Linked DNA regions of Mus musculus: region 2 is linked to region 1. A link is a loop called in an ENCODE intact Hi-C map of the cell type or tissue named here. Cell type or tissue: heart. All regions are shown on one strand. Links, peaks and the distances in the headings refer to the core of each region. The heading gives the core; the rest is flanking DNA. Region 1 holds the start of Hnrnpdl (heterogeneous nuclear ribonucleoprotein D-like). Region 2 overlaps Vamp9 (vesicle-associated membrane protein 9).

Region 1 (9,774 bases), core at 807-8,806:
AATGACACAGGATGGACTGAATTTAGAACACGGGAATGCAATCTTCCCTGATCTGCATCTAGCAAGTGAGGGCCAACCAGAACAGAAGCATCCCTAGTAAGCCAACTGGATGCTACCAACACAAATTCCAGGTAGGTTTATAATGGTAACACGGTAGCCAATTACTTTGTGCATATGATCTTTAACTTATATCCCAGATTTAAAAGTTCTTGTTTTGGTTTGTAGATTTCACTATTAGCTATAAAAAGAAAAAGCAAGCATTAAATCTTAAAGAATGAACACTTAAAATGAGGCTCCACAATTGAAATACAACACTAAACAGAAGACCAAAATGATTAAGCTGTAAAAAGGCATTTATGCACTTTAACTCCTGTAAAAAACCATTTAAGTTAAGTTTAGACACTTAATCTCCAAAAAGATTAAAAAAGAAGCCAAAGTCTGAAGTTTTCCACTTTAATCTTTACGCTGGTACATGAAGTTGGAAGAGACCATACCACAGGACAGCGTTTTCTGGTGTATGCCTTGCGCTCTGCCCGCAACGTGCGACCCCCAGAGATAGACGTGGTCAGGGTGACACACGGCCTGCAATGAAGTTCCCGCTGGCGGGTACAAACAAGGTATAATGTCAGAGTTAGAAGACAACATTCTTCTTTTCCTTAAGTTGTACCCATTTCAGTACTTTACCTGTTAACACTTCTAAAAAAGTTTAATTACTCCTCTACACCTCCTGGTACACAAAGCAAACAGAAAAACTCTTAAGTTTTTCTGTAGTTCTAAAAAAGGTGAGGTAAAACTTTAAAGTTAAAGATCTATAGACACTTTAGGCAAAACAGGCTCATAAAGCAATTAAACAGTAACACTTTAGCAAGGACTACACAACATATCATTTACTCGTGTTTTTCATTTGTCTATTGATCTTTAAGTTAAATTAGCCAGTGCAATGCTTTCCTGCATCTCACACACCTGCTCTCCCAGCGTCCTCCTTTAGTAGGGCTGGTAATTGTTCTGGTGATTGCCGCCCCCTCGGGACGCCTTGCCGTAAGTGCTCTGCTGACCTGTGGAAAGGATATGAGTTTCACTAACAAAGTTTCCTAAGAAAACCGTTTTTCTAAACAGAAAAAAAAATCTACCCTATAAGAAACTATGCATGCTGAACATCAAAACATCAAGCCATCTTAACAGTCAGTAATAGCCAATAGCTGTTAATTATATTTTAAAATAACCACCGTCTTACTTTCCTATGACTATACAACATGACTACTCCAAACATCTCAACAGTAAGCCCATACACACAAGTTCAGAATGGGAAAGTACTTCACAATTGAGTTAAGTGTTCTTACCGCTGTAGTCTGCATATCCCTGTCCATATCCATAGTTCCCATAGTTATACCCAGTATAATCATAGCCGCCATAGCCACTATAGTTCTGATCACCACCATAGGCACTATTATAATTTCCATATCCTTGATCATAATAGTTATTAAATCCTTGGTTCCAGTTTTGGCCCTGACCTGAAACAATGCACAACGAAGGTTAGGAAACAACTTGGGACTGTCCCAATCCTACCACAAGCTGATCCATTCCTGTCCCCTACACTGTGGCTTCAACCCCCCCCCCCCAAGTCAGCTCTTTAGTTTCACTCTAGCTGTGTTTCCCTACAGGTCAGGTCCCTAGCAGCTCACTGCTTCAGTGTACCGCTCACTCGCCCAAGGAGGTCTCACCTCTTCCACGCCCCCTAGCACCTCCTCTTCCGCCGGCTGCAGCCCCTCTGCCTCCTTTCTGTTGTTGCTGCTGCTGCCTGTACACCTCTTTGGGTTGCGCAACTTTGATTTCGCACTGTAAATAAACAGAAAATTTGCAGATGTTCCAAGTTCTGAACATAGAACAAGTTTCTCTTCACACTGACTTCACACACACAATCCTCTAAGTTGTTAAGGGATTTACCTTCCCAGAACCTATTTGATGGTATCTGCTTTCTAACAGTTTCTTTACTGGCTCTTCGTCTGTGTATGTGATAAAACAGAATCCTCTTCTTTCATTTGTTTTTGTATCCATGGGAAGCTCAATATTTTCTATCTGAAATCAGGTGCACAGACAAAACAAACAAACCCACCAGTTAATAAAGATTATATAATGCCACAGGCTCTTCACAAACACCAGACACATCTACTGACCACCATGTTCTAAAAAGTTGTGTTTTATCTTTTTATAGTACCTTACACCCCAGAGGCCACCAATTGGTGAAACACTTTACACCTTTGGGGCTTTGGCTAAGTAAGATTAGATACTGGTTTCCACTACAACATAGAAAGCAGCAGTGAAGACGAAGCAAGAGAATTCAGTCCCATCCGGTGAAATATTAATGAACCCCCCCAGACTTGACCAAACACGAGCACAGACACACATACATACACAAACACAGCCCACCTCTCCAAAGGCTCCAAAATATTCTTTAATTTGTTCTTCTGAAGTATCTGGGCTCAATCCACCCACAAAGACCTTTTTAGGGGGTTCTTTCCCCTTTAAAGCTTTGGCCCTTTTGGGGTCTATCAATTTGCCATCCAGTTTGTGTTCTTTCAGTTCCAAAACCTGGAAGACAAGGCAGTTTGGACTTAAAAGCCTAGAGCAACTTGCAAGCAACGCAGTAGACTCAATGCAAAACACAGCCCTACCTTATCCACACTAGCAGCATCTTTGAAAAGCACAAATCCAAATCCTCTTGATCTTCCCGTGACTGGGTCTGTTTTAATTGTGCAGTCTACCACTTCCCCAAATCGAGACAAATATTCAGTCAGATCTTTCTTGCTTGTATCCCAGCTCAAGCCTCCAATAAACATTTTACTAGAAATAAAGTTATTTAAGAAAAATAAGCTTAACAGTAACTTAGTGATTAAATACAGGGCAACTTACTCTCCAGACGCAATCTGTTTTGACTACAAACACTAACATTAGACCACAAAAATCTTAACCACTTGTTCAAGCCAGCTGGCACGTTGCTTTGTACCACGCGAACTCAAAACTTAGAAAAAAAAAAAAAGCCATTAGAATCTGGTAGATGTCCTGCCCTGCTTGCTTTGGATTGCAGAGCACAACTTTTACACCGATTCCCCCGCAACTTACGTAGACTCTTGCCCACAGCCTTAAAGCCAACTTTGCTACCTAGGAAACTTTTAGTGCCAGTCGTCTACTGGTGCCCCAACCAAAAGTTTCCCAAACCTAACCCAGGAAAATTCGCGAGCGGCCAACACACACAATGAAGAGGCGGCAGCGGCAGCAGCAGCTGCAGCAAGTGGCGCACAGAACCCGGCCCCTCCCCCCTCCCGGGCCCCACGCGGCGCCTGCGCACTCGGGACACCGACGGCGCCTCTCTCCTTCCCCAACCCCTCCTCCCTTCCCCCACCCGCGGCGGGCCTCTCGAGTCACCCCATCTTACTTTCCACTAGTGGGGAAGGCTACTGGGGTCCAGCGGGCACGCGGAGAATCGACTCGGGGAAAGACTGGGGGCAGCGCGCGCGGCTCCGGAGGGACGAAGGGCGCGCGCGGGGCTCTGGGGGAGGGGAGGAGCGGAGCGTGCGGTACCCGTCATCCTGCTGGTTCTTGCTCGCGTTGATCTTGGATCCCTCTGCGAACTCCTCTATGTTGCTGTACTCATTCATGTCCTCCATGGTGGCGGAGCCGTCGGCGAGGGGGTGCTGGCGCGCAGTCCGGGTCCCGGCGGCAGCGGCGGCGGAGCGTTGTATGGAGCTAGATTTAAAATGGCGGCGGAAGAGATCCGGCCGCCGCCTGCGCCCTCCCTTTATAGCCGCCCCGCCCGCCAATCGGGAGGGCTGCTGGGCGGTGACGTGGCGCGGGCTCCGGCGCGCCCCCTGGCGGGAGGCGCTGGAAGCGAGCGAAGGGAGGAGCGGGGCGAGCTGCCGGGGAGCCCGTGGCCGCCAATGGGAGAGGCCGCGGGAGGCTAAAGTAGCGGGAGCGGAGGGGAACAATGGCGGCGGCACATGGGAGAGCCGGGGCGGGACCTCCATCGCCGCGCTCCGGATGAGGAGCGAGGTCGCGCCGCGGGGAGAGTCAGCCGTGCGGGACCGGGAATCGCGAGCGGCGCCGTGGCAGGGCCACAGTCCCTCTTGCCTTGAGAGCCGTTGGCGTCGCGCGTCCAGTTCGGCTCAGTCCCTTGCTGCGCCCTCAGTCCCCTAGTGCAGAGCTGCTGCTGCTGCTGCAGCGGCGGCCACTCCGGCAAAAGGGCGGCGTGCACCCCGCGCCGCTTGCTGAAGCTGCAGCGCGCCCGTCCGCCCGCTCGCTCGCCCGCCCTCCCGGCGCACGCGTGTTTTGTCCTCGCGCCGGCTGCAACCAGCCGAGCAGAAAGCCTGTGCGCGATGACCGCCTCCGTCCTGGCGGGGACGGCTTTTCCGCCGTCGCCTCGGGGCGGTGTCGGCTCAGGGGCCGTGGCTGCAGGATCTCTCTCTGCAGCCCGGGTTCCGTGCGTTCGTTCTCCGAGGCTGGCTGAGGCCGCGGCGGAGGGCGGGGCCTGCTCGGATGACTGAAGCTGTGCCAAGGTGCACGCGGTGGGCGGGGAAGGGGTCAGGTGCCGGGGAAGACAAGGGGCACTCACGTCCCGGGCGCGCCACTCAAGGGACTCCCGTCTGCACGAGCCCCGGGCCTCCCGCGCAGGCTCCAGCAGGCTGCGGAGGGCTGGTGCCCGCGCTCGGGCTCCAGGCTCCAGGCTTGGGTGCTCGCTTCTTTGTTCCCGCCCACGCGAGGCCTATTTTGACCGACGGGTTCGCGGCTCGCCGGCGGCCAATAGGCACGCGCTCCTTGTTTCCTCCACCCCCCCCCTTTGAATCCCGGAGCCCCGCCCCTCCGGCTGCCCACGTGGTCCGGGCCTGCGCGGCTCGCCTGCTCGTCGGGTGTAGTACCCTAGGCGGCTTCCTCTGCAACTGCGGGTCCCAGCTCTGTCTCTGAGCCCCTGGTCGTTCGCTGTCGCCAGCGCCTCGGTTGTTGCTGGGCCCTCGGGAGCTCAAGACGCGCAGGCGGTGTTGCCCTCCTTAACCAAGGCCGAGCCCGTGGTAGCATCCGGCAGGGAAATGGTCGTGGTTTCCGTGCCCGCCGAAGTCACCGTAATCCTGTTAGATATCGAAGGTACCACAACCCCGATTGCTTTCGTGAAGGTGAGGGGCGGAAGGGAGCGGGGAAGTTACTTGTGCCTAAAAGCATCTGAAAGGGAAATTTTAAGTGTTGGAGATTTTGCCTGGGAGGCTCAGGAGAGGCGGTGTGGCTTTATGTCTCTGGAATGGGGAAGAGAAGCTGCGGCGGTTTGCGGGGGTGCTTTTCCTCGCGCCACCATCTTCTCCCCTGTCCTTGCTTTCGGTTAGGTGGAGAAGGATAGGAAGAAGTGGAGATGGTCTCAGCAACGGCTTGGGGAGGGGCAGGTCAGCTGGGAGGAGTTGGGGTGATTGGAGCTCCCACGGCCTGGCAGGTAGGTGTGTCGCCCGGTGGATGAGCGTCCCCCATGTGCTGAAGGTTGCGGCCCGCAGAGGTGGTGGCCTTGACTTAGTGGTCCTTGAGGTTTAGGCCTTCCCAATGCAAAGACTAAAGTGAAAGGATTTCTAGTGGCTCTGGTATCTTGGGCAATAGCAATTGATTTTCGCACCATCTCACTTGCGCTGGTTTTGAGACTATAAGAACACACCTAAAATTCCATTCATTTTTCTTAGAAAGCCATGGTATCTTGAAGCTTTTGAGTATCTGTCGGGTTAACACAGTTTCACAGGCTTAGGACTTGACTTTCTTCCATGTAGTCAATTTATGCACTGATATTTATGATAGAATAGTTGAGGGTAGTATGGAGGGGGGGGAGTTGGAAAACCCATCGTCCAGTAAACTGCAGCCTGCTTTAAGGTCTATTTTGATTGTTTACTTGTTACAATTGTCTGATTTTTCTAGATGTAGGTCATAATGTTTGTACACAACTTTAGGTCTCCAAATATAACAGCTATTTTATTTAAGACAGGCTCTTAAATAACCTCTATAATTCAGGCTGGCCTCGAACTCCCATGTGCCACAAATCCGGCAAATCAATCTATCTTTCTTTCTTTCTTTCTTTCTTTCTTTCTTTCTTTCTTTCTTTCTCTCTTTCTTCCTAAATAAGAATTATGGTGTTTTAGATACATAGCAAAGGTTCTGGAAAAGTCTAGTTGGCCATTTTGCCAAGATTTTAATTACAGTAGAGACCAGTGGAAAAATTCAAGACTGCCTAAATGCTGATAATTGTGTCCACTTTGTTGTTCTTGTTACATAATTAACTGCTTTGTGTGTGGTGATGGGGGGAGGTGATTGTAGGTCACCAGCTCTATTCTCTCTCTGTCTGCTGTCCGCAGGGCACGGGACCTAAATGACAGCCGCGGTCAGGATATGGCCTTAAATATGTACCATTTTTGGAAAGTTGATTTGTTAAATAAGATAAGCTCATATAAGTCAGCATGGAAACTGTAATGTCTCTTCCCTCAGATGCCTGTGAGCCACTTCTTTTTTTTGTTGTTTTGTTTTGTTTTTCGAGACAGGGTTTCTCTGTGTAGCCTTGGCTGTCCTGGAACTCACTCTGTAGACCAGACTCAGAAATCCGCCTGCTTCTGCCTCCTGAGTGCTGGGATTAAAGGCATGCGCCACCATGGGACCTTGTAATAAAAATGCTCTAGTGACTTAGATTGATACCAGATTATATACACATTCAAGGCTAGCTACAAAATAATGATTTGGGAATCTCCCTTAAAGGATAGCTTTTAGCAATCAAGCATGGTGCTGCCCAGGAAGCTGGGGCAGGAGGGTTGAAGTCAGCTAGGGCAACACACTTATCTCAACAATAAGTAAATACAGGACCTGGAGGTGTGGCTCAGCAGTTACTAGCACTGGGGGCTTTTCCAGAGTACCAGGTTCAATCCCCAGCACCCACATGGTGGCTTACAACAGTCTGTAACTGAAGTTCCAGGGGATCAGATGCACTGTTTCGGTTTCCATAGGCATCAGGCACGCAAGTAGTACATAGACATATATGTGCAGACAAAGTATGTATAAAATAAAAATTTAAAAATCTTGCTAAAAAGTTAAGGACTGAGCATGTGACAAGCTTTTAATCCCAGCACTAGAAGGCAGGAGCAGGTGGAGCTCTGTAAAGTTGAGGCCAGCCTGGTCTACGTAGTGAGTTCCAGGACATCTGGGGCTACAGAGACGCTGTCTCAAAAACCACAGAACATAAAGTTGAAAAGTAAGTACATATAAATGAGTTTCTTGGTCCTGTCTTAGAATGTTTTTATTTTGCTGTTACACATACACATGAATTTGTCAAAATAAAAGTATGGTCGGAAGAATGAGTTCCATTCAGAAGAATTCGAGTTCTGTGGGTGTTTGTGGGAATTGAACAGAGAGTCCATGAGACATGCTTGGGAGCTGCTGTCTGAACAAGTTTAGCTTTCCAGCCCGACTTCTCAAGGCCGCCGCTGCACGCCTGGGAACATGGACTTTGTGAGTCCTCAGGAGGGTGTCTGAAGGATCCTTGAACTCTTTGAGGAGAATGACAGAGACCCGCCCTTCTCCAGCTTTCAGCACGGAGCTGAGAGTAATACTCTGAGCATTATTATTAGTCAAGTAGGTGTGTGAACTTGAAGATGATCTTATTTCCCAGAATGGCAGACAGAAGCATTGGGTGCTGTTTACTTGTGAGGTGTTGAGCCTGTCTTCAAAACCTGTGACGATGTATGCACTATGGATTTAATACGGTCCAAAAAGTTGTGTGAAATGCCTGAGATTGAACCTAATTTGTCATGATCAAAACCCCTTACTCTTGGCTGGGGATGTGGCTTTGCTAGCATACCTGAGGTTCCAGGTTCCGTCCCCAGCAAATGCCAAGTGTTTTGTCGAAGGTCATCACGGTCATCATGGGCTACAGAGCAAATTTGAGGCTAGCCTGGGCTACATGAGGTCCTCTCTTAAAACACACACACACACACACACACACAAAACACTCTCTTATTATTTCTGCTATTGAACTTAACATTTGTAAAAGTATTTTATCAGGGCTGGAGAGATGGCTCAGAGGTTAAGAGTGCTGACTAGCTGTTCTTCCAGAGGTCCTGAGTTCAAATCCCAGCAACCACATGGTGCCTCACAGCCATCTGTAATGAGATCTGGTGCCATCTTCTGGCCTGCAGGCATTTGTTCAGGCAGAACACTGTATACATAATAAATAAATCTTAAAAGGATATTTTATTCCATCTCTAAAAAATTTTTAATAGAATGCATTTATTTCTGTGTATTGAGTATGTACACACATAGGCATGCAGCGCTTATGGATGCCAGAAGAAGGCGCCATGTAGGGATGCCAGAAGAGGACGCCATGAATGGAACTGCTGGGCCCACTGCCAGAGCAGCAAGTGCTCTTGACCTTTATCCAGTCTGTTCTGCTTGCTCACTGTATGTGCTGACTGAGAACGGTTGCTATGGGAATACTTTTAATCACTATGAAATACCATAAAAGTATATGGTAAAAAACCCGTACTTTGTATTGCTGTTTGATGACAGTACCCTTGGACCAGAATGAATAGTCAAGTGAGAGCATTTTCCCCAAGCTCAGAGGTGACAGTCAGCTTCCCATGTAAGATGACCACAGGGACTGCCGGCTGCTGCATATTCTGTGGTTAGCGTGGACTGAGAAAGCGAAGCATTGTCAAAATTGACCTTGAAAGGGCCTCTTGATTTGTCAGTAATCTTTGTAAAGACTTATTTTCCTTTCCTTTTACTTATTTATTTTTTATTTTTTCTTTGTTTTGAGACAGGGTCTCTGTGTGGTCCTGGCTCTCCTTGAGCTCTGTATGTACACCAGGCTGGCCTCAGACTCAAAAGAGATTGGGCCTGCCTCAGTCTCTCTTTAGTGCTGGGATAAAGGCGTGAGCCACCACGCCCAGCCTCATTTTCCATTTCTTAAGTAGTCAAATGCAGCCAATTATTTAAGGTTGAGACACCCCTCTGCTTTCCTCCTAAGAGTCAGACAGAGAAGCTATGTGGAGACTTGGGTGGGGCCATGCAATTTAGGCCTCCCGCTGAGCCACTTACCCTGTAAGAGACTCTGATTGGGGAACTGAGCCTCTGCACTGGCAGACAGTTTGCTTTTTTTTTTCTTGTTTATATTACTTAGATGTATTTATATGTTTACCCAATGTCAACAGTCCTGGCTGTGTGATTCCGCAAACCTGGTTTGGGCAGTGGTAATTTCTCTTGCTGTATCTCTCTGTTGCTTCTCTGGGATTACAGGCAACACCCTAAACTGGTTTTTACTTACCAGCTCTTTTGTCTTGTTTTCTGAGTTAGAAATAGTCCTGGATCAGGATAGGTTCCTGGCCAGGACGTTTTACTATCTCAGCAGCCTAGTAATTCCTAGGACCCAGAGAGGACCCGCACAGCTGGTTGGGCATTCAGCAGCTGTAGATTCTAGTTTCAATCTAGTTCCCACTGCTCCGTCGTCCTGAATGCCACCAGGTCTGCCTCTCCGTGCCTCTGGATATTATTTTTGCAGCTACTGGACTGGTGTTTTGCTTTGTGATCTGTCAGTATTTTGGTCAGGTTGGTCAGGTGCACCAGCAGAATTGGAGCAGGCATTGCCAGTACAAAGTCTATTTGCATATTTCTGTACTACAAAGTTTTAAAAGTCACTTAATGTAGCCGAGTTAACTGATAATGAATGGTTGGCATGGTTTGTGACAGTTGGGGCATACACATGCTTTGGAACAA
Region 2 (9,774 bases), core at 985-8,984, 110 kb before region 1:
GGAATAGAGAGTAAACACAGTCAAAATATTGTGGATGGAATTCTCAAAGAATTAATAAAAACATTCTGTTTAAGAAATGATCAGAAACAAGGAAAAAGCTGATTAGGAACTTAATCATTTAAAAGATGCGTCTGAAATACCCAACCCCACCGGTTTTTGCATTGTTTTTTGTTTTTTGTTTTTGCTTTTTAACAGTTATTTCATTTCTTTTTATTTATGATATGAGTCTGTACCTATGAACGCACATGAATGCAATGCCCATGGAGACCAGAAGAGGGCACTGGATCCCATGATCTGGAATGTGAGGCAGTTGGGAGCTGCCCAGTGTAGATGCTGGGATCAAAGCAGAGGTCTACAGCAGCAGCAAGCACTAACCCAACAACTGGGCCATCTCTCCAGACCCCCCATTTCTTTTACTTGGAACAGATCACAAATGTCTTTGTCACCATTGCTCAGGGGGAAATGCTGATCTCCGTATCATTCCAGTTTAGTGTGTGCTGCCAAAGCAGATGTCTCGGTGGTCCTTCCTAAGTTTAAAGAAGAGACCATCAGCTGGCGTGGTGGCGCACGCCTTTGATCCCAGCACTTGGGAGGCAGAGGCAGACGGATTTCTGAGTTTGAGACCAACCTGGTCTACAGAGTGAGTTCCAGGACAGCCAGGGCTACACAGAGAAACCCTGTCTTTAAAAAAGAAGAAGAAGAAGAAGAGACCATCAGCCTGGAATGATTGGTGCGGGCCTTTAATCCCAGCACTCTGGAGGCAGAGGCCAGCCTGGGGAGCGAGGAGGGAGGGAATATCACCATTCTGATAGGACAGAAGCGCACAGCACACATCTGAACACTCTCGGAAACACCAAGCCTGACCCTGAAGCAGTTCCACATCCATTTCTAATTCCCTGGAAACAGAGCGGTTGACATGCTCAGTTAAATACATTTAAGTGTGGGTAACAAAGGTAAGATAGGATAGCCATGACAGGTAGCACAGCATAGAAAAGAACCCATAGACTAAATGAAGCTGAAGAGATGCGTCCATCCAATCCAACATGCACCTGTGGACGCTGGCATCACAGGAGAAGAACCATGGCTCGCTTTTGAGACGTTTGTCTGAAACGGAGATATTAGGTAAATGACAATGGTGCCGTGGTTCTGTTTTCTGGGAAACGAGACTATGTCTTATAGAGAGTAAAACTGTAAAGCCTGCCCTCTCAGGCTGAAGCACAGCAGCAGCTCCGGGAGGTGCAGCAGAGGTGAGACGAGTTTGGTCACATGTGTGCACTGCTGAAACTACAAAATATATATTTAAAAAAGAAAAAAAAAACTTTTATTTCAGCTTTTGAATGGCCAGACCCTTATTTTTATGCTCTCAAGTCACCCTTTAAAAGATCTCCTCTGCTCATTTTAATATGTTTGTCAGTTCTTTGAACAGTTCCATACATGAATTCAGTGTCTTTTGATTATATTCCTCCCCCACCCCATCCCATAATTCCTCTCTCATCAGCCTCTGCCACCCTCAACTTCACTCTCAACTCCACCTTCATACAAAAGGTATTATCGTTTTGTCTTGTGGGCATTTGATCTCATCTTTTTAATAAGTTGTTCTCACGTAGCTGCCCTGTCCAGTGCCCCACTCACCTCTGCTTCCCAACACTGGAGCAGGGACGGGGTGGGGGGCATAGCCAGTGCAAGGGGCAGGGAAGAAAACAGGAGACATGCAAACTGGGAGGGAGAGCTAAAATTTTTGCATCTTTGTTTGCAGGTTACATGATTGTGCAAGAAATCAAAAAGAATTAGCCAAAATATCCTTGGACCTAAAAGCATTTATAGCAAGGTTACAAAACACTAAAAAGTCAGCTAGAAACAAGCAAGTGGAGTTAAATTTAAGAACAACATCACTTACATTTGCACCCAAAATTTAAATGCTTTTATAAAATTTAACAAAGTATAAAAAATCCTATACAAAATTTTTAAATGAAAGAAATTTAGCAATTACGCAGAGAGAAACTCTGTATTTAAAAAAAAATGAGGCTGGTGAGATGGCTCAGCAGGTAAGAGCACTGACCGCTCTTCCAGAGTCCTTAGTTCAATTCCCAGCAACTACATGGTGGCTCACAACCATCTGTAGTGAGACCTGATGCCCTCTTCTGGTGTGTCTGAAGACAGCGACAGTGTACTTACATACATACAATAAATAAACAAATCTTTTTAAAAACAAAAGAACAAAACCTAGTAAGTAGACATGTTTATAACCACAGCTCCGGAGGAGCCAACACCCCCTTCTGGCCTCCACAAGTGATGTATCAGCTTGGCTTTGGAAACCTGACTGGAGGATGAAGGAAAGAAGAAAGGACAGACACACAGATGGGCTTACAGAAAAGCTGGGATCAGGTGGGCCATACTCTCTGGATGGAGTGCCACTAACTAAACACAGCCCAGAACCTCAGTGAGGTTACAAGGAGGAGGAGGTGGAGGAAGAGGAAGAGATGGCTAATCTCAGGAGGAGGTGTCTGTAGGGGGCTGTGTTAGGCTGTAAACATAAGGAAGAGGAAGCTGCAGTATTTACACAGTGGTCCACCTCCTGTAAATACTCACACTTGGACCAGAGGAAGGCTTTGCTGGTTCCCTGGGGTCTGATGCTTCCTCTGCACCTTACACATTCTCTCAAGGCCTCCCCTGCTCCCCACACGGGCATGCACACACTTGCACATAATCTGCAGGCACACACATACACATAAATGTTTTAAGGCAGCTGGAGAGGTAGCTCAGAGGTGGCTTATGCAGAGGACTTGGGTTCAGTTCCCACCACCACATAGTGGCTTACAACTGTCAGTAACTCTGGTTCCAAAGGATCCTGCACACTCTTCTCATCTCCATGGACACTAGGCATTTGTATGGTACACATACAGCCAAAATACGCAAAATGTGCATACTCATAAAATAATATAAACAAATATTTAAAATAAAATAATAATAGATGTATCTTCAAAATATAAAAAGAGCTCTTAGCAATAAGAAGCAACTAAATGAAGATGAGCAGAAAATATTCAGCAGTCACCTGAACAAAAAACGTGACGCCATGGAAGCCTTCTACTCTGCAGCCCATACTTCATTAATAAGTTGCAAACTACAAAGGAAACACTACTAGACAATTACTAAAAGAACTTTTAAATATTGACATCACCAAATGCCAGCAAAGATGTGGAGCAATGGAAGCAGGCTGGTGGAATGCAAGTACAGCCATGTGGATACAAAGTTTGGCTGTTCCTTAAAAAAACTAAACATTCAAGGCCTGGAGAGATGGCTCAGTGGTTAGGGGCACTAGCTGCTCTTCCAGAGATCTGAGTTCAATTCCCGGTGTCCACATTGGGTGACTCGGAACACCTGTAACTCCACTCCAGGAGATCCAAAGCCGCCCTTTGGTCTCCAGGCACTCCTGCACACCAACCTCATACAGTCACAGAATACACATGCACGTGAGTGAAGAGACATCTTAGCCTTGAAGCTAGTGAGGTGGCTCAGCAGATAAAAGACAGCCGCCCCCAAGCCTGAGCACCTGAGTTCCATTCCCCGGGCTTTCCACCCCAGAGGAGAGATCGACCCTGGAAGTTCTCTCCTGACTTCCACGCTCGTGCTTTCGCAGCATGCTCTCCCTAAGAAACTAATCAATAAGTATAATTTAAAAAAATAAACAACTCTTCCTGACATTTTACCAAATAACTTGAAAGTATCACTACACCAAAACCTATATGTGGATGTTTCTGACAGTTCTCTTTATGATTGCATACATTGGAAACAAGATGCCCTTCAGCAGACGACTGGAAAAACACTCCATGGAACATCCAAACAGGGTGCTGTTGTTCACATGTGAGCTATCTAGCCACAGGAGAGCCATGTAAGGACTCCCTCGTCACATGGCAGACTAGAGACTGGTTCTGTGTGAGCCAGTGGAGAGGAGAGTCCAAATGGGGAAAGATGGGCTTCAGCCCAAAGAAAGTTATAAAGAACAAAAATCCAAAAAGGAAGTCGGAGATACCAGAAAGGAACAGAAAATACAGGACACAGAGAAGGTAAGCTGGGTAAGACTGGTGGTCATGAGAGCCCACGGCCTCACCAGCCTTTGTTCCAGCTGTGGGCTGTAGAGGCAGGCAGAACCCTGGCAGGAGTTAGCAGCAGAGCATTCCCACTTGGTCACACTGTGTGCTTCATGAAACAGCGTCTGTGGGACACCTTGTGAGCAAATCGATTGTTTAAAGTGAGCTTCCATGAGGGCCTAGGACAAGCACAAGATGAGGCACCTCAGCTCGACCCTCGACATCCTCTACATGACGGGGAGGCCCATAGAGGCAGCTGTGGGGAAGAGGAGGGCTAAGCACTGACTGACAGAGAGCACAGGTAGCAGGAGGCTAGGTCTCATGACCAGGAGCAGATCTCATCACATAGAAATTACCCTGAAATTTGATATTTCTGGGCCAGAGCATGTGCTGGAACCATCCATCTGCCATTTACTGCTGCAGAGCCCCGCAGTTCCAAAGGGCCAGGGTGTGTGTGATACCTACTGCTGCATCCCACCAACAGCGTGAGAATACTCACAAGGTCTTGAGAGCAGGCAGGTAGGTTCTCTGCTACTGTAGTGTTTTGCTTGCTTTCCACATTCCCAATGCACTTGAGAGGCACCCCTCCCCAGGTAAAGCATGAGCGACCCCAACTGACTTCTTCCATCTATGTATTTTAAGAAGATTCTTCAGTACTAGGTTTGCATACAAGCCCTCAAATGCCCTTTAGTTTTAGCTGCCCCTCCATCCCCATATCACACTCCCTGTACCATTTGATCCTCTCTGGCCAGGTCCCCCTGTCCATCTGTAATTATCTAGACTATTTCCCCTTCCTAGGGAGACTTATCTGTCCTTACTCTATAACTAATCTCTGTGCTTCCATGGACTACACCCTGCTCACTGAAGACGTTACAGCTAACCTTAATATATAAGTGAATACATACATACACACAATTGTCTTTCTGAGTCTGGATTATCTCACAGATGATGGTTTTTTCTAGCTACATCCATTTACCTGCAAATTTCATTATTTCATTTTTAACCACTAAGCAATATTCCATTATATAAGATGTACCCTTTATCCATTTACCCTACTGAGGGACATCTAGATTGTTTCTGGTTCCTGGCTATCATGAATAGATCAGCAGTGAACCTAGTTGAGCAAGTGTTTCTGTTGTAAAATCCAGACTCCTTTGGGTATGTGCCCAGGAACATCACGGCTGGATCTCACGGTAACTCGATTATCTGCGGCTTCCTGAGGAACCTCCACACTGATTTCCATAGTGGCTGAACAACTTTCCCCTCCCACCAGCAGTGAATGAGTGTGTCTCTTACTCCACACCGTCATCAGCATGAAATGTCATGTGTTTTATTGATCTTAGCCATTCTGACTGGCATAAGATCAAATCTCAAAGTAGATTTCATTTTCATTGTCTGATGACTAAGAATGTTGAACATCTTTGTAGATTTTATTTTTATACATTCATTAGTTATTCCCCTCTGTATATTCATCTAATTTTGTTTGTGCATATTCTTTTTGGGGAAAAACATTTATATTTTATTTGGTTTTTATTTGCTTTTGTCCCGTGTGTCCCCTCCTGTCCCTGCCCCACTACACACACACACACACACACACACACACACTTAGTCATATGTTAACTTTGCTAGATTTTACTCTATCATTGTTAATCTCTTATTTCACTTCTTCCAGGTGTCTAATTTTATTTTTGAATGTTTTTATTATTGAGAATTTTACTTATGTTTCCTTTTTCTCTTCTTCCTATCTCATTTTCCTTTCTCTCCATACAGTATTTCCCACATCCCTCCCTCCTCCTCTCACTCACATAGCTTTACTGCTTCTCCGTTTCTCCTTCCCCTCTCTCGTCTCTTTGCTACTTCATGCTTACTCTAGAGAATGTCTAGCTTCAGTTTCCGTTTGTCCACCGGCCGTTCTGTGCTCCCATACTCAGGCACTGTAACTGATTCCAAGCACGTCTCTATGGCTTCTGTGGAATGACTCACTGCTCACAGGAGTGCTGCTGGCTGAGCTTCAGAAGGAGAGGAAATGTTGTCAGCCTGACAAATTCTGGAGTCACCTGGGAGATGGGCCCCTGGACATGCCTGGGGGACGATCTTGATTAGATCACTAATGAGGAAGACCCAGCTTGCTTTCCGGTGAGACCATTCCCTGGGGAGGGGACCCTGGACTGTATGAAATGGAAACAGTGGACTGAGCACTGGCATGCTCTCTACTGATCGATTATTTGACCAGCTGCTACTTCAAGCTCCTACACCTTTAAGTCTCCCCATGACAAACAGCATCTCAATAACACTTTCCTTCCTGAAGTTGCTCTTGATGTAGTATTCTATCGTAGCAACCGAAAAAGAAGCTAAAACTATTCAGAACAATGAATGCAATAAGAACATAGAAGGCAAGGCAAAGATCCTAGAGACCCTGGGTAGATCTTCATGTGCCACGTGCAAAGGCACTGGGGTGAGCGAACTGCCGGATGGAGAGTTCAAGCACATCCGCTTTAAAACAAGTGGTAAATGACCACAGCAAGCAGACGAGCCACGCCCAGGCCTGGAGAGGACAGACAGTCAGCACCACAGAGGGAAGCGCTGTACAGTGACAGGAGAGTAGCATGAAATAAAACTGAGCAAGAAAATTCACATTTTGAGGGAAAAACAGAAATTTTAGAAATGAAAAACTCAGTGAATTAAATAAACACAGTGGCAGAAGCATCCCCTATATACTCAGGATGGAGGAGCAAGGTGATGGACTACATTTGAACACCAGTAAGAAAAATAAATAAACAAATAAATAACTATAACATTCCAGGAGCTCTGAGTACAATCAAGAACTCAGACCAGGGCTGGCAAGATGACTTATCGAGTAAAGGGCTGCCAAGCCTGAGTCGCATTCCCAGTACCTGCATGGTAGAGAGAACGGACTCCTGCCAATATTACCCTGATCTCCACATGTGTGCAGTGCTGTGCATGTGTGGGCATCCATACACAGTAAAAAAAAAGTCTAATAAGGGCTGGCGAGATGGCTCAGTGGTTAAGAGTGCCAACTGCTCTTCCGAAGGTCCCAAGTTCAAATCCCAGCAACCACATGGTGGCTCACAACCATCTGTAACAAAATCTGATGCCCTCTTCTGGAGTATCTGAGGACAGCTACAGTGTACTAACATATAATAAATAAATAAATCTTTTTTTAAAAATCTAATAAAATTGGGTTTTTTTGAGCTGGGTGTGGTGGCGCACACCTTTAATCCCAGCACTTAGGAGGCAGAGGCAGGCGGATTTCTGAGTTCGAGGCCAGCCTGGTCTACAAAGTGAGTTCCAGGACAGCCAGGGCTACACAGAGAAACCCTGTCTCGAAAAACCAAAAAAAAAAAAAAAAAAAAAATCTCTCAGTAATAACCTTCCATGTAAATTGCTTCTGCTTACATTGCCTGAAAGATTTAAAAAACATATCCAACTCTTTGTTATCTCCAGGAAATATACCTCACTGGGAAAGACACTCACAGCTGAGAGGCAATGGGTAGAAAACAATCTGCCAGACAGTTGGAAATGTAAAACAAGCTGGCATAGCTGTTCTGATAAAGCAGACTTCAGCCTAAAATTAAGCAGGAGAAATAGGACCACTGCATTTAATAAGGAGGTCGATTCGTCATCAGATGATACAACAATTATATGTGCATAAATGTTGGGAGTCCCGGTTTTATAAAGCAGATACTAATAGATATAATAATGGCTCTGTTACCACTTTTATCTCTAGATAGGTCCTCCAACCTAAACATTGGCAAAGAAACCGCAGGTTGAGTTGCACCATAGAGCAATAGTGTTAATAGAAATGTACAGAAATTTCCACCCAACAAACAGAGCACACACTGAACACTGAAACCTTCTCTGAAGCACACCATTTTCCAGATCACAGTGTAATCAGCTAGAATCAGTAATGAGAGAGTCTACAGAAACAACAGGAAGGCATGGACACTGACGCTCCTGGATGACCAGTGTGTCATTGAACTCATAAAGGGAATCCCAAAGTCCTTAGAAAAGAAAAAAAAAAAAAAGAAAGCATAATTACCATAATCTTTGGTATAGCTGATAGGTTGGTTTTTGGGTTTTGCTTTTTTGGGTTGTTTTTTGGGTTTGGGGGGTGTACTGGCTAGTTTTGTGTCAACTTGACCCAGGCTGGAGTTATCACAGAGAAAGGAGCTTCAGTTGAGGAAATGCCTCCATGAGATCCAACTGTAAGGCATTTTCTCAATTAGTGATCAAGGGGGAAAGGCCCCTTGTGGGTGGGACCATCTCTGGGCTGGTAGTCTTGGTTCTATAAGAGAGCAGGCTGAGCAAGCCAGGGGAAGCAAGCCAGTAAAGAACATCCCTCCATGGCCTCTGCATCGGCTCCTGCTTCCTGACCTGCTTGAGTTCCAGTCCTGACTTCCTTTGGTGATGAACAGCAGTATGGAAGTGTAAGCCAAATAAGCCCTTTCCTCCTCAACTTGCTTCTTGGTCATGATGTTTGTGCAGGAATAGAAACCCTGACTAAGACAAATTGGTACCAGCAGAGTGGGGTATTCCTGTGATAACCTGACCATGTTTTGGGGAGGACTGTGGAAGGACTTTGAAACTTTGGGCTTGAAGATCCATCCGTTGTTAAGAGCTCTGTCGGATGTTGTGTAGGAGCTTGGAAGATAATGTTAAGAACACTGCAGAAGATGGAGGTCTGGTTTGTGAAATTTCAGAGGGAAAATTAAAGACTCTTTTCAGGGCCATTGCTGTTTTGATTGTGAAGATTCTGTAGTTCTGGTTAGCTGGGGCTGAAGAATCAGCTGTGATTAACAAGATACCAGAACTACCAAAGCAAAAACTTTGCATTACTGGGACTATTGATGCTGGTTAGCTGGAGCTAAGAAATTAGCGGTGATTAAGAAGAGACCAGCATCGTTGAGGTGGCATCTTCTGGGAAGTGTTTTCTGAAAGCACAAAGAGGCTGTGTTCCAGAGATAGCCAAGGTTGTACTCCTGCTGCAGTGGGACTTGGTAATATGTAAGGGTCACCCAGATGGTACTGGTTTTGAAGGCATGAAGGGGTCATGCAAAGCAGCTGAGGCTCAGCACTGTGAGAGGCCATGGAAGGCCATTGGTGAAGGTGCAGCCTCAGTTGCAATTGAAGGCCCAGGACTGAAGGGGTCATGCAGTGTTTTGGAGATGCCAGTACCATGAGATGACCACCAAGAGCAGCAGCAGCAGTGGAGTACAGGCATCTGGAGCCTAGAGGATGACGCATGTGCTACAAAGGGCCTGGCTGGAGAAGTGACCCAAGCCCTTGGAGAAGCCCAGAAGATCGTGAGTTGGATCCCAGACATTGGACGGTTGGAGATTGACTTTTGCTTTTGATTGTGACTGTACCCTGATATTTTCCCTCTTGAAGGAAGAAACTGTTTTAGTGGAGCCCACAGTTAATAGACTTTTAATTGTAAAAAGACTTTGGATTTTAAAAGAGATGGATATTTTAAAGAGATTGAAATTTTAAGAATATGTAAAGACTGTGGGACTTTTAAAGTTATTTAGATCTTGGGGATGAATAAGATTGTAAGGGTTGAGGCTTACTAGTGATGTTTTTGTGTGTCAAGTTGACAAGGGGTCAATTGTACTGGCTAGTTTTGTGTCAACTTGACACAGCTGGAGTTATCACAGAGAAAGGAGCT

Evidence for each region. Hi-C counts contacts between places; a loop is a spot of excess contacts. Peaks named below come from ENCODE experiments on the same cell type or tissue, not always from the same donor. Only the 100,000 strongest peaks of a DNase experiment are listed, where the experiment ranks them.
Region 2: it touches region 1 in a loop (2.5-fold over the local background); 8 of 42 quality-filtered maps call a loop at or near these places.

The regions. Positions count from the first base shown.
Region 1 is chr5:100,035,141-100,044,914 of GRCm38, forward strand. It overlaps Hnrnpdl (heterogeneous nuclear ribonucleoprotein D-like), which reads right to left and starts at 4,082. Exons shown (of 8, transcript NM_016690.4): 1 at 3,580-4,082; 2 at 2,673-2,841; 3 at 2,428-2,589; 4 at 1,945-2,076; 5 at 1,722-1,836; 6 at 1,341-1,511; 7 at 964-1,055. The coding sequence starts at 4,022. The coding sequence ends at 985. It overlaps Enoph1 (enolase-phosphatase 1), which reads left to right and starts at 4,854. Exons shown (of 6, transcript NM_026421.3): 1 at 4,854-5,162. The coding sequence starts at 5,079. In heart, for the core only: CTCF peaks have their summits at 1,023, 4,930 and 8,281; DNase peaks (open chromatin) are centred at 3,491, 3,841 and 4,701; H3K4me3 peaks cover 5,259 bases; H3K27ac peaks cover 3,366 bases.
Region 2 is chr5:99,927,872-99,937,645 of GRCm38, forward strand. All of the region lies in intron 4 of Vamp9 (vesicle-associated membrane protein 9), which reads left to right. Among named protein-coding and RNA genes, the nearest start is that of Vamp9, 26 kb to the left of the region's middle. In heart, for the core only: no CTCF peak of the experiment used is centred there; no DNase peak of the experiment used is centred there.